Linked DNA regions of Homo sapiens: all the other regions are linked to region 1. A link is a contact called in ENCODE Hi-C or POLR2A ChIA-PET data. All regions are on one chromosome and are shown on one strand. Each heading gives the region's core, a stretch centred on a gene start or an enhancer-like site at or near the end of the contact. The rest is flanking DNA. Distances are from core to core; before and after follow the strand shown. Region 1 holds the start of NIPBL-DT (NIPBL divergent transcript). Region 2 holds the start of NNT (nicotinamide nucleotide transhydrogenase). Region 3 holds the start of C5orf22 (chromosome 5 open reading frame 22).

What was found. A loop is a pair of places that touch in the nucleus more often than their neighbours do. ChIA-PET counts read pairs that join two places held with the same protein, here RNA polymerase II (POLR2A). Pooled maps may share reads with other maps.
Region 2: a loop to region 1 is called in a map of naive thymus-derived CD4-positive, alpha-beta T cell, with 19 times the contacts of the local background. The contact joins the promoter of NNT here to the promoter of NIPBL-DT in region 1. A Hi-C loop is called at or near these places in 1 of 168 maps with a recorded cell type or tissue (naive thymus-derived CD4-positive, alpha-beta T cell) and 6 of 50 pooled maps. POLR2A ChIA-PET finds 5 or more read pairs at or near these places in 1 of 52 experiments (activated B cell).
Region 3: a map of CD8-positive, alpha-beta T cell shows a loop between it and region 1 (14-fold over the local background). The contact joins the promoter of C5orf22 here to the promoter of NIPBL-DT in region 1. A Hi-C loop is called at or near these places in 2 of 168 maps with a recorded cell type or tissue (CD8-positive, alpha-beta T cell and naive thymus-derived CD4-positive, alpha-beta T cell) and 16 of 50 pooled maps.

The regions. Positions count from the first base shown.
Region 1 is chr5:36,874,731-36,879,136 of GRCh38, reverse strand. NIPBL-DT (NIPBL divergent transcript) reads left to right here and starts at 2,443. Exons shown (of 1, transcript NR_046262.1): 1 at 2,443-4,406. It overlaps NIPBL (NIPBL cohesin loading factor), which reads right to left and starts at 2,368. Exons shown (of 47, transcript NM_133433.4): 1 at 1,959-2,368. RefSeq lists silencers at 1,743-1,862, 2,503-2,612 and an enhancer at 3,023-3,072.
Region 2 is chr5:43,600,507-43,604,912 of GRCh38, reverse strand. It overlaps NNT (nicotinamide nucleotide transhydrogenase), which reads right to left and starts at 1,733. Exons shown (of 22, transcript NM_182977.3): 1 at 1,619-1,733. It overlaps NNT-AS1 (NNT antisense RNA 1), which reads left to right and starts at 1,683. Exons shown (of 3, transcript NR_073113.1): 1 at 1,683-2,135. RefSeq lists silencers at 1,473-1,692, 1,813-1,902, 2,166-2,385, a cis regulatory region at 3,624 and an enhancer at 3,540-3,709.
Region 3 is chr5:31,529,831-31,534,236 of GRCh38, reverse strand. It overlaps C5orf22 (chromosome 5 open reading frame 22), which reads right to left and starts at 1,936. Exons shown (of 9, transcript NM_018356.3): 1 at 1,764-1,936. The coding sequence starts at 1,844. It overlaps DROSHA (drosha ribonuclease III), which reads left to right and starts at 2,144. Exons shown (of 36, transcript NM_001382508.1): 1 at 2,144-2,247; 2 at 2,712-2,787; 3 at 3,313-3,439. RefSeq lists enhancers at 1,715-1,764, 1,815-1,864, 1,895-2,064.

The sequences.
Region 1 (4,406 bases), core at 1,194-3,693:
GTAGAGACAATCACAGGAATATATGAAGGCCTTTTAAACATTTATAATGAAGCCCTTACCACCTCCATCCCCAAAAAAACAAACCCTCTGCTTTCTTAAGATGTGAAGTATTCCTCCCGTCTGCATTCCCTCCCTGGCATGCCCCCCACTCGCACACCCCCCCACCCGCAGTAGGCCTGAGGCCCCGTAGCAAACAGTGTCTAACAGGAGCAGGCAGCACAAAGACAGGAATGGGAGATTAGTGGGAGGGAGGGAGGCCGGGATTGGGGCTCAGCAGGAGCTTCAGGCTTTTTAAAATTCAAACTGCTCCCTGACCAATACAAATCACGGACACGCTACTGACTACTACACGGATTTATAGCATTAAAAACATGCCTAGTACGTGACAGCTATATTAACTTCATTCTTTTAAACATTTATCCGTACGTTTGCAGGAAATGTGAAACAATTTATTGTAATCAGGACGCTAAACTCAAAAATAACCTCCACAAAATAACTTATTCTACAGTGACAATAATTTAATGACACAAAAAATATGAACCAATGTAACAAACACTAGTAAAACAAGGGATTTCGCTGAGCAGTGCTGCTTCATTTTAACCAATGAAAGTTTTCCTTCAGCGAATATGAAACAAAATATCAAAACGTGTAACCCAGGTACACTTTTCTAGCAATTTGCCTGACTGAGGAATTTTAAATTGGTGTTTCCCCCTTATACCAACCTACATTATGAACGCCTCCATAAACAAGCTCGAAACACTTAACTTACTCATGAACTAGAACTTGTCAAGTTAGAACTGATATTTTTCTCCAGCATTTACAGATACATTTAACCTATTAAAATGACACCTCTCTCATTACACAGTCAAACATCATGGCACAAACAGCCAATGACAATCCTGGGACCTCAAGAAGAACTGCCCTGACATAAAAGGATGGCACCTTCTACAATTTTTTAACCTCCCAAGGATTTTAAGTATAACTTAATTTCTTTTTTGGAAAAAGAAAAGAAAAGTGGTTTTACCCGTATCTCAGCACAATTCTCAGAACACTTAAAATTCTTTGTATGCTCCTACACGTTTTGGTCAGGAAGTACCTGAGTGTTTTACGTATAGTCGCTTAAAACTGCCCTTACATAACGCATACAAATAGAAAGTGGCAGAGTAAACCTGTCAAGTACTTTATACTTGTCTTTGAATAAAAAGTCCATGTGCAACAACACACTGTCAAAACAACAAGATAAAAGCTCTTGGGGAGGGGGAGATGTGCAGTGTCTACCACAGTATGTTTTTCTGTATTAAATATTCATGTGGACGATTTAATTCTTTAAAAAAGAAAATGAGTCTTTATGAACTTTCCAACGTCCAAACAAGTTTTAGAAAGAGAAAGAATTACCACTGGATCCGCGTCTGAGTATTTACGTTTGTCTCACTAACTGAAACTACTTCCTCCCTTCATGGGGTCACAGGGGGAAGAAGGGAGGTTGTTTGTTTCACTGGGACGTTCCCCACTCCCGGACCGGGAAAGTTGTAAATATGGGGACGATCAGGGCACATTTGCTGTTAGTTGTATTGTTTCCGCCTCCCCACTAGCTACGGCTCCACTCCCGGGCGAGGCCTGTCACCGACCAGCAGTCGCTCCGCTCAGCCCGGAGCTCTCCTAATCCCCGAGCTCAAGTAGATTCCGCTGGCCCGCGGCCTGCACTCTCCGCCGGGCCTACGCCTCCCCGGCCGCCCAGCAGGAGCCCAGTCCCCGCCACCGGAGCCGGCCGGGAGAGGGTACAAAACCACCGCTACCCAAGGCGGCTGCCACCAGAGAGGAGCGAACTCTAGACTCGCCTGTGGAAGAGACCTGGGGCCGCTAAGGAAACGGCGGGGAGGGGAGCGAGGAGGAGAGACGCTGAGGACCTGGCGCCGGCGCCGCCGCCGCCGCCGCCGAAATAAAGAGCAGGAATTTACCTGGGCGAATCGGCGTCTGAATCCAAGGGGAGGCCGAGGCCGCTGTGGCGAGAGACTATAATCCGGGCCGGGAGGGGGGGTGGCTACGGCTCCTCTTCCGTCTCCTCAGTGCGGGGAACATGTAGAGCCGGGGGGAGACCAGCCGAGAAGACAAATCGTTGCTTCTTCTTCCTCCTCCTCCTCCTTCTCCCACATAGAAACACTCACAAACACCCGACCACGGGCCCGAGCTACCGGGGGGGCATCGCCGCGGGCCCGGGAACCAATTCTCCTGTCGGCGGGGGCGTCCCTCCCTGCGGCTTGGTGGTGTCGGGTGAGTCGGTACCGACGGAGGGAGGGGGGGGAGGGCGGGGGGAAGGAGCCCTGTGTGTGTCTCTCTCTCGTTCCGTCTCTCCCTCTCAGAACAAAATGCCGACCGGAAGTGCAGCTGCAGGAATGACTCCCTCCGCCGGCGCCAAACACTAACAACCACCCCCTCTTCCCCACTCCACTTCCGCCACCGCCGCAGCCGCCGCTGCCGCCACTTGGGCTCGCGTCCTCGGCCGCGCCGCGCGGCACCCGGGCCCAGCAGCCGGGAGGCGGCAGCTCTCCTCTACGCCCGTCCCCTCAGGGCGGCTGTGGATGTTGCCAGTATTGTCGATGCTTCAGAGCGACGTTTGCCCTGCGACACAGGCGGGCCGGCTCTCCTCTGTCTTTATTTTCCTGGAGGCCGACAGGAGCGGGGCCCGAGTTCGGTGGTGGTCGTGAGCGTGGGGGGCACTCAGGCCCGGACGGGCTCTCAGGTCGCCGACGGCGGCGGCTGGAGGCCGCGCTGGCTGTCCCAGGTCGTCGTTAGCTTTAGGGAGCCGATCTCCGGGCGGCCCCACAGAGGACGCCCGCGATTCGATGGCGATGATGCCCGTTTTAAATGGTGTCCCTGCAGCCGGGTGGATGGATGGATCGTACACCTTGCCTTTTGAGAGCCGGGACCTTACGCCCGACTGCGTGTTATTTCTGCGAATAAGAACGCAACCTTTGGAGGTGAAGACGACTGTCGGCTGGATTGAATTGGAATCGTGTTTGTGATGATGCGTTTATTTCTGGAAATACGCGGTCTCCGCTGCTTTTGCTTTTTGTCGGCAGAGGTTTGGGTTCTTCTCTAACGGTCAGGATAAAGGCCTGTAGGCGACGCTGCGCGAGCGAGAAGCTCGCCCGCGGCTGCCCGGGCGCCCCCCTCTAGGTGTGGGTGGAGCCGAGCGCGCGGGGAGAACCGCCGGCCCCGACTCAGCCACCGGTGACTGCGGGCGACCCGCGGGCCTGCGGCCAGCTGATTTCAAACATCGTTTTCCTCTTTAGGTTCGGAAAACTGAGGCGCTGGACAAGGCTGGAATACAATATGTGATTATACGTACAGTACTATGGTTGTTGTAGTTTTTAAATTGTAAAACAAGAAGTAACCATTGTTCCACCGTTCTCTATTAAGTTTGTGTAAATTAAAAAGGGGCTATTTTCGGTAAAAAGTGCAGTAGGTAAGCGGAATTTTACTCAACCGGGACGAAATTCGTGTTATATGAATTGTATTGTGTATTTGTGTGTGTACCAGTGCGCTAAAAGTAAGTAGGAAAACTTGCTTAGATTATTCCTTTTGCCTCAGGCCACTCAGGGGGCCAAGATCCTGTCACTCCTTTTCTCTAGGCCCTGCGAATGGCTTCCCGTCTTGAGGGGAGTGAGCCAAAGCCTTGACTGCGGCAGAAGTCCCCGCGCGCCGTTGAGGGTGGGGGCGGGCCTGCCCTGGCATCCTTGCGAGTAGGACTCTTCCCTGAGCGTCGTCCACAGGGCTTGCTCCTTCACCTTCAGGATTTTGCTCGTGTCACTCGGTGCTTCCGCGGCTACTTTTAAACTGAAAGTTCCCTAGCCCCCTTCTCATTTTATCCTTTGGACAGTCTACATATCCATACTTGTTTATCTTCTTATCTCTCCTTCCCCAGTGCAATGTAAGCTCTAAGAGGACAAGAGGTTGTGTTTTTCTGCACTGGTGTTACGGCCCCCGCCTAGAATGCCACACAGTAGATGCGTAGTATGTGGTTAAGGAATGAATGCGATTATAAGGGCCTTGATGCTCCCCCATTTCTGTCTTTAATATGTACTTATATGCTACAGAGAGCTTTATAAAAGATTTAAAACACGTTTATTACAGAATTCTATAAAAATATATTGCTTCTAAACATTGGAAAGCCCTCCACAACACCAGAAACCCACAAATGAGGGATAAAATTTGTTTTTAGGCTTCTGTAAATGAGCATGCCCGAGGACAGTGCATCAAATGATCATATCCATACTGGGCCGATTATGTTTGCTCTTCTGAGTCTCAAACTGCATTCTTCATCTTGTCGTCCTCTGTCTTTCAAAATACATTAAAAGTGAGAATTTGGTTGGCTCAGAGCAAATCCAGCACTATTGGAAAAGTTC
Region 2 (4,406 bases), core at 484-2,983, 6.7 Mb before region 1:
CTGCTTGAGGCCAAGAATTCAAGACTAGCCTGGCCAACACAGTGAGACCCCCATTGCTAAAAAAAAAAAATTAATTAGCAGGGCATGGTGGTGCAAGCCTGAAGTCCCAGCTACTTGGGAGTCTGAGGTGGGAGAATCACTTGAGCCCAGGAGTTCCAGGCTGCAGTAAGCCGTGATTGTGCCACTGTACTCCAGCTTGGACAACAGAGCGAGACTTGAAAAAATAAAATAACAGCACCTACCTCTCAGGGTTGTTGCCAGGACTGAGAATATCCTTATCAGCTGTTATATTCACTTTGGTATTACTCTCCCCCAGTGCTTTGCACAACACAGAGGAAGTCAGTATTTTTGACTGAATGAATAGGGCTAGGTGACCTTAAGCCTAAGTACCTATTGAGCACATTTTCCAAGGATTTTCGGAAAATTTCCTTTGAAAAGGAAATGTTTGTGTAGCCTTGTGGAAAACTGATTCTATCACCAAGGTAAGCAGCCTAAGCGCACCTGCTGGAAAGAAGGCAATCCTAAACTGTCTGTTAATAAAAAGTCAAGGTTTACAAATAAAAGGGGTGCAATGAAGAAAAGGGGCACACTTTAAATAAGAAGAGTAGGTAGGCACCTAAGCCCCACGCGCTTCTCCGAATAAGTCTGTCCTACAAGACTCCTGACAAACAGACCACCTAAGGACTGGCCGGCGCCACAGGGTGAATAAAGGACACCGGCAACCATAAACAAGTCACGCTTTTAAAAGCGAGACATACCAGCAAGGACACAATACCCTACTGAGCCAGCTTCGGCTGGCAGGCGCCGTGACCTCACCCAAAGCCACTGGTGTCACGGCTACTGCCACCGGTGCCGTCCCTTGCTCGGCAACTAACTGCCACCCGCTGGCATCTGCACGAGACCGCTATTTATAACCTCCCTAGGAAGCCGATTGGCCACGGCTGCAAATAGTCATTCCGGCTGTTGAGTTTGAACTAGCTCTGCCCAGGTCGCCCTCTCCGCTGTCTCTTCCTCCTCACCAGCCTAGGCCCCAGAAACTTGTACCCACCACCGCCAGACCGCCCCAACTCACACTCACAATTTGTGCTCGCAATCTCCTATGTCCCCAGCCGGACACCCTCTCCGAACTCCCTCAAGGGTCAAGCATACCTCAAGGGCATCCAGCTGCCACCTCTCTGGATGAACCGCCCATCGAAAGTCCTCTATGACCTCCCTCTCCACCACCCCCGATCTTGAGGGCCGAAATGACCCCGTACGACTCTCGCTGTCCCCCAAAGCTGCAAATATCTGCACCTGCACAGCTGCCGCCTCATTCCCTGCCCTCTTCGGGGACCCAGTTCCCAAATCCACCAGCCCACTCCCTTCGACATCGCCCCAGCAGGAGACGAGAAAGGGACACCAAGAGGCACGGTGCTTCTTCCCCACCTAAGCCTGCGGCCTGCGGACACCCCAATGCACCCTGCGCCCGGGACACCGCCGACCCCGCCCCGCTTTGCTCTTTGACAGGTCTCTCTCCCGGCGAGGGCCGTGGTCTTCAGGAAAGGCCCGAGCCCCTTTCCCAGCTGCGCCCTAGGCGCGCGCCCCGGCTGCCCGCACCCGCCAGTGCCGTCGCGCTCACCTGGGCCGGGAGGCTGACAGCCTTGGGCTGTGCCCTGAGGGCCGCGAGAGGACGTCGCGCTGGCAGACCCGGGCTTGGGCCCCGCGGCGCTGCGCCTCCAACCCGGAAGAACAGCCCCAACTCCGCGGCGGCGGGCGGCCACGTGACTGCAGCTCCGCTCCCACCTCGGCCCGCGCCCCTTCCCCGCCCCAGCTTTCTTCCCGCCAGGCCCCCTCCACCCGATCGCCGCGCGCTCTCCGAACCAAAAGGCGACCTCACGAAATGCCCCTTTGAGCTCAAAGGCTAGTTACCCCCAGGGGCCCTTCCACTCTCGGGGACAGGCGAAACCTCTTTGTCTCTGCCTCGGCCTGCGGCCCCCAGCCCAGCCTCCGCGCTTTCCCTCCGCCAGTCCTTGTCAATCAAACCTGGTGCCAAACGCGGCAGCTGAAGTTTTCAGGGACACATTTGCTTCTCCCCTTGAAGAACCAGTTACAAAGCGTGATGTCCTCTCTGGGGTCCCATCAGAACAAAGAAACAGGTAATATAACTCCACTCCGGGTACCTGCCTTTCCTCCAGCTCGCTAGGAAAAATCAGAACTTCTGTAACAGAGAGGACCCAAGGGAAAGGGGCAGGCGGAGAGGGGTTGGTGAAGGGCGGGAATGGGGGGCGTTGATTTTCCATTCTGGCAGGAGAGGTGGAGTTAAATTCCTCAGAAACGATGTCCAGGCTTGAAAAGTAACACACATCTGCGTGCTTGTCTTCCAACATCAGAGCCAGCCTAGAGGAAGCTGGCTAGTGTCACTGCTAGTACGAATATCCCCGAGGCTGGAAAGCATCTGGGTGGAGGTTGTGAGCTTTCCAGACCAGGCCTCGGCTGTTTTTCTAAAACTATTAACCGTAATGACCTAGTCGTTCTTTTCACACAGTTCTGTTACTTATTCTGCAGGTGTATTCTGACTAAAAGTGGGAGGAATAAAAAATAGAGTGTAAAATGGTTCACTTGCCCAAAACTTAATCATCATGAAGTGTCAGTAACGTCATTTATTTCTATTAATTGAAATTTTGATACAAGAAAAATAATTATGAATCTAAAAGGTATAAGCAGAACAGGTATTCCATAACTTTAAAAAGAAATGAGCCGCAGGGAAACCCTTAGTTTGAGAACTTGTCTTGTGATTAACCTACACAGAAGGTCATTCAACTAATGGATTCCCACTGCAGTCCAAACTCACAGACAGGAAATGACACAGCCCCATGTTTTAAAATAATAATGAGCCGTGGTAAGTGTGACCATAGGGACGGTTTCCAGATACTGAAGGTACAATGAAGTGAGATTAGTAATGATCCCACTTAGTAAGGATTTTAAACTAAGTTATTGATTTAAAACTTTTTGTAGGGGTCAGGAGTTGCTGCTTTGTCTTTTAGGGATTAATAATTCGTGGTTCCCAACTGGGGACAATTTAGTTCCGAGGGATATTTGGCAATGTCTAGAGACATTTTGGTTGTCACAATTGGAGAGGGGACCTATCTAATGGGTTGGGGCCAGGGATATTACTGAACACCTCACACTACACAGCCCCTCACGACGAAGCATTATCCAGCCCCAAATGTCAATAGTGCTGAGGCTGAAAAATCCTGGCTTAAATTAATGCTCAGTACATTATTTAATTTTGACTTGCTTATAAATTTATATCACATGAAAACAAACTCAAAGATAACATACTGTTTTTCACTTTTGAAAATCATGAATGTTAGGCATATGATAATTTTAATAACAAGCATATGATTATTTTATTCCGCTTACTTGTACAACATAATTTGGGTGCCATTTCTTCAGGAGAAAACATTTGTCATTTGGAATGCTCTGTTTCAGTCCTTAAGCTTCTACGTATAATTACAGCATATTATTCATAAACGGAGTCCCCAATGAAAATAGGATTAAGTTCCAAAAGTTTGCTTTTAAGTTAGTTGCTTCTAAGTCTTAGACACTGTCTTGAATAAAATTTTTGTAGAGATTTGATATTCCCTATTAAGTTTTAAGGGCCTTTCCCACTCTGACTTCTACTCTTTCCTCCCTGACTAATTTGACCTGCAAACTCTCATCTTAAAATAGTACCTCTCACATATGTGTAAGTTTTCATTACAGATTGTTCTATTATTGAATAATTTTTAAAATATTTTAAAATTAAAATAAACATCAAAATTTAAACCATTTGAAGTTTAGGAGTTTTTGTAGTCACAAATGCTTAAAAATAGTTTTTAATAATTAGAGTTCTAATCTATCAGAAGCAAAAAGGATGAAACATTTACAAGACTATAATATAACATTTGGATCTGCTTTAAAGCCTAAAAACCAGAGAGGTGCCCAGTAGCCAAAAATCAAAACATAGGCTGAACCTGAGAAGACATGTAATCAAAAACTGACCTCTAGTGATGGCTTGTTACCAAAACCCACCATCTAGGTAAAATCAGGCTACAGAAAAGGTAGCTTTAATGTCTTTTCATTGTGGTTATTATGTTACATGGTTATTGGCAATTTATTGTCTCAGCTTCCCTTTTATAAATAATTATTAGTAAAGTGAACAGCCCCAGAGAGATGGGATTCTTAGATTTCAGTGTGTCTAACAATGCAGACACTCGACAGGTTTTAAGGGAACCATCACTAACCTTAATCTTAGCCCTCTTCTCCCAGGCTGACCAATCAAGAGTGTTTGATTTTAGGAAATAAATGTTAACTGACTAAATGAGCTGATGCTAATCAACATTAACTGGAAGAAAAAAGAGAACTGATATTAAAGAGCCAGCACA
Region 3 (4,406 bases), core at 687-3,186, 5.3 Mb after region 1:
CTGAAACCATGAGCACACACTCAACTGCAGACTGAAAAACAATGCTAAATAATGCACATAATTGAAAGCATACTATGTTGCTGTAAAGTGGAAAAACATAAAATTTGTTTACTGTAGATGGTGCAGATGATAATCTCAAGCATTACTTTGTCCTCAGAACTTCCAACCTGCATCTCCAGCGGCCTTCCTGCTGCCCCCTTGAACTCAACAGGTCATGTGGGGAAACAGACCAGGACTGGGGCTCAGGAACAAACTACCGCTTAATGCCTGTTCTAACATTAACTAGGTGTTCAAGGTACCCTAGGTCTCAAAGTATTCTTTTTTTTCCTTTAAAAAGGGATAGGGGCTTGTCAGTTGCCCAGCCTGGAAAGCAGTGGTGTGATCATGGCTCACTGCAGCCTTGGACTCCTGGGTTCACACGATCCTCCCACCTCAGTCTCCTGAGTAGCTGGGATTACAGGCACGCACCACTACGCCCAGCTAATTTTTTCACTTCTATTTTTGTAGAGATGGGATTTCGCTCTGCTGTCCAGGCTGGTTAGGGTCTTTTTGGTACACTTAGAATGGTGGGGTTGGGCTAGGTGGTCTATAAAGGCCATTTCTCCTCTTACATCTTCTCTAATTCTAGGTTTAATACCTAATTTGAAAGCACCGTCTAACCTAGGCTTTCTCATTCTCTCAAGGTCATAGACACTATATCCAGGTCCTGAGAAACCTATCTTCCTCTCCTATTAGCTGTCACCAACAGTAAATCCCTCTTCTTTTTTAACGTCCAGAGAACTGCCTCCCATCCCAAGCCTACTGATGCTACTTTAAAACATATTTATTAGATCCATGGGCCTCCTTTGTTGACTTGGAAAAGTCTAGATTAAGACACCAATTTGGCTACTGTAAATCAGCACGGCCATAAACATGGAAACCCCTTTTAGTGTTTATCTATGCAGGGCACCGTGTTAAATTTTTTTTTTTTTTTACGCAATATGGGCCGTGCGCAGTAGCTCACGCCTGCAATCCCAGCACTTTGGGAGGCCGGCGGGGGCCGATCACGTGAGGTCAGACTTTCAGACCATCCTGGCTAACGTGGCGAAGCCCCGTCTCTACTAAAAATACAAAAATTAGCTGGGTACGGTGATGCGTGCCTGTGATCCCAGCTACTCAGGAGGCTGAGACAGAAGAATCGCTCGAACCCAGGAGGCGGAGGTTGCAGTGAGCCGAGATCGCGCCACTGCACTCCAGTCTGGGTAACAGAGAGAGACTCCGTCTCAAAAAAGAAAAAAAAAAGATTTTTAAACACAGTATGCACACAATAATACTCCTAAGAGCCCTGTGAGTCCTACGATTACTGTCCCCATTTCAGATCAGAGCCCACGTTCCAAGCATAAAGCCTCCCATCTAAACAGCAGGGCTGTGGTGGCGATTCCAGGAGATACTTGGAAGCCAGAGTTAACTGCAGGTTAAGAACACAGGGCTCTGCAGCCAGACTGTCCGGTTTCGAATCCCGATGCCACCTTTTGTTTGGTTCTGGGATTTGGGGGCAAACCGAGGTAAATAAGTTGCCCCGACTCGTAGGAAGCGCCCATAAATGTCAGTTCTCATTCTTCCTAGTTAGCTGTTTTGGGGTCCTCTCCACAGCAACGGAATAGGGCAGTTTAACTCTGGTTAACTCTCTGGCCTCCGATGCTAAGGTTGCGCCCTCTGCTTGGCCCTCTGAGCGTCAGGGCTTCCGCTGATTCTGCCCCAGAGCCCTGTTGCCGTCCGCTCACCTCCTGATGATCCTCCACCACCCACACTGGGAGCTTGGGGTAACGCCGGAGACCAGCGCGCCCTCCCGCGGAGTCACTCATGTTTTTGCGCCCGTCAGTTTTGCAGTAAAGCGGTGGCAGCTGGAGAAGACCCGGGAAAGCCGGCGCCTCATCCCGGCCAGCTCTCTCCGGGCGGAAGCGCTCCCTCACCCGGTTGCGTTTTCGGATTGGAGGACGTAGGGGGAGGGGGCGCGGGCTCCAAAGGGTCTTTTGCTGACGATTGGTCTAGACGTCCATCGCTTTCGTTGACGCGCCAATCACCGCGCACAAGGCCCTGCGGTGGGCTGAAGAGTTTTCCCTCCCTTGGCCCAGCTTTCTCAGGTTTGCTTTTTAATTCCCTCGGTTTCCTGTTCCGGAGGCGCGGGCGGTGCCACTGTCTTGGTACCTGCGGTAGTAGCCTGGCTTTGCTCTGACGGCGATCTCGCGGCCCGAGAGCCTTTTATAGGTAAAAGGGGTACCTTGCAAGTGTTAGAAGAGAGTTTCCGAGTGTCAGGATTTAAACGGGGCTGGAGTCTCCGGGGCTGGGGTGAAAAGCGTCCGGGAATTGGGGTCGGGCAGCCCCACTTCAGATCTGCAGCTAAGGGCAAAAGAGCGACGCTAGGCCTGGATCCCGCAAATAAGTGGAAGTGAAAAAGGAGACCTTTCATTCATTTGTGGAGCACACACTATGGTCCAGGCCTGGGGCCGCCCGGCTCTCGGAGGGGAGTGAGATCCTGAGCTCAGCGCCTGCCTCGTGGGGCGTACCGTCTGGCGGGAGATGCAAACAGTAAATGTGCAGTTATGGATCAGGATGAAGGTGACTGCCCTGCAGATCCACCTGGGGAAAGAGGGAGTTCTCAATAAAAATGTAGTCACACTTTAAAATTCTTTTTACATGCACTGACGTTCTGGCCGTGTTAACTATTCAAGACAGCTCCTTCAGTGTCTCTGTTTCCAAACCGCAACCGAGAAGAGACAGACGGAGAAAAGAGAGTTACTTTTCCAGGTGCAGTGAATTCCTTGACTTTTGAATTAAAGTCTGCATCCACAACACAGCCGGACTATGCCTTCAATAGGTCAATTTCATGATTAGTATTTTTAGATTTTCTAACTACTGAAACATCCATGAGGATCTGGCAGTGAATGTTCAGCTCTTGTTACACACTGTACAAGAGTGTTCGTGACCCTGACTTTTGCCCACCTCTAGGTGCGGCACACACCTTTGTGTTCCCCTAAGCCCTGCACATACCTCTTTTTTGTGTGTTTATTGCATTATTTTGTATTTTTAAAACACTTACTTGTACGTGGGTTCTGAGTTCCTTGAATCCTACAGGCTGTGTGTCTTATTATCTCTGAGTCTACAGGGCCTGGGACAGTGCTTCCCATTTATGGGCTCATTAAATATTGCATGACTCAGTGAAAAGGCCTGCTTTCTGTTGCGGAGGTACATGGAAGGGAAATGTACAGTAGCAACATGGAAACATACTATTGGTGAGAGAGTAAACATTTATTGACCACCTACTGTGTGTAGGTTGCTTTTCCCGGGGATGTGAAGGATACAGAAATGACTGTGAATCAACCCATATCATCAAGGAGCTGATAATCTAGTGGAAGAGTTAGACGTGTGCATACTTCACTATGATATGAGGCAGTCTCTGGTAAGTGCTGTAAAAGGATTAAGTATAGACTAAGTCTAGAGGGAATGGGATTACCTAAGGGAATCAGGAAGGGCTTCATAGAGGAGGTGGCATTTAAGATTGATAGATGGATAGAAAATCACTGGGCAGATTCATACGTTGGGAGATTTTTTTTTTTTTTTTTTTTTGAGCTAGAGTTTCGCTCTTGTTGCCCAGGCTGGAGTGCAATGGCGCGATCTGAACTCACTGCAACCTCTGCCTAGGGTGGGAGATTTTAGAGAGGAGAACGGGAGCAAAGAACTAGCTGGTTCTTTGTACTCGAATGGTAATCTGTTGGGAAAACATGGGGTAGTAGGGTCTTTCTGGGGAAGGTACTGGAGAACAAGCCTGGGTCCAGAGTCAATAGAGCCTTAAATGCCAAGCACAGAGGTTGAACTTGATTCTGTTGGCAGTGAGTAGCCTATGGTGGCAGGAGCACCTGTCCGGGCCCCAGGTTTATCATGAGGGTACTGGACTGGATAATAGTAATAAGGAGTCAGGCGCAGTGACTCACGCCTGTAGTTCCAGCTATTTTGGAGGCTGAGGTGAGAGGATTGCTTGAGCCCAGGAGTAAGAGACAGCAGTGAGCTATGATTGCACCACTGCACTCCAGCTTAGGGACAGAGTAGACTTTGTGTCTTAAAAAAAAAATCAGATATTATTTGGTGCCTATTATTTATTAAGCACACTGACTGCTAGCATAATCTGAAATTATTTTCATGAGCCATTTGAAAGTCTACATAGTAAAGTTCTATTGATGAGACTTTTAGAAAGACTTTCAGAAAATGTTTCTATGTTACAGCTTTTTGTACTCAATATTTATGTGAGTTTTTAAAAAATGTTTTGCTGAAGTTCAAGTATTTGGAAAATCATTCATGTTTACAGTGTTTTTATGTGGGAGGAACTGAGAATGAAAATTAAGAATCATTAACTGGTGTGTTAACAAGAT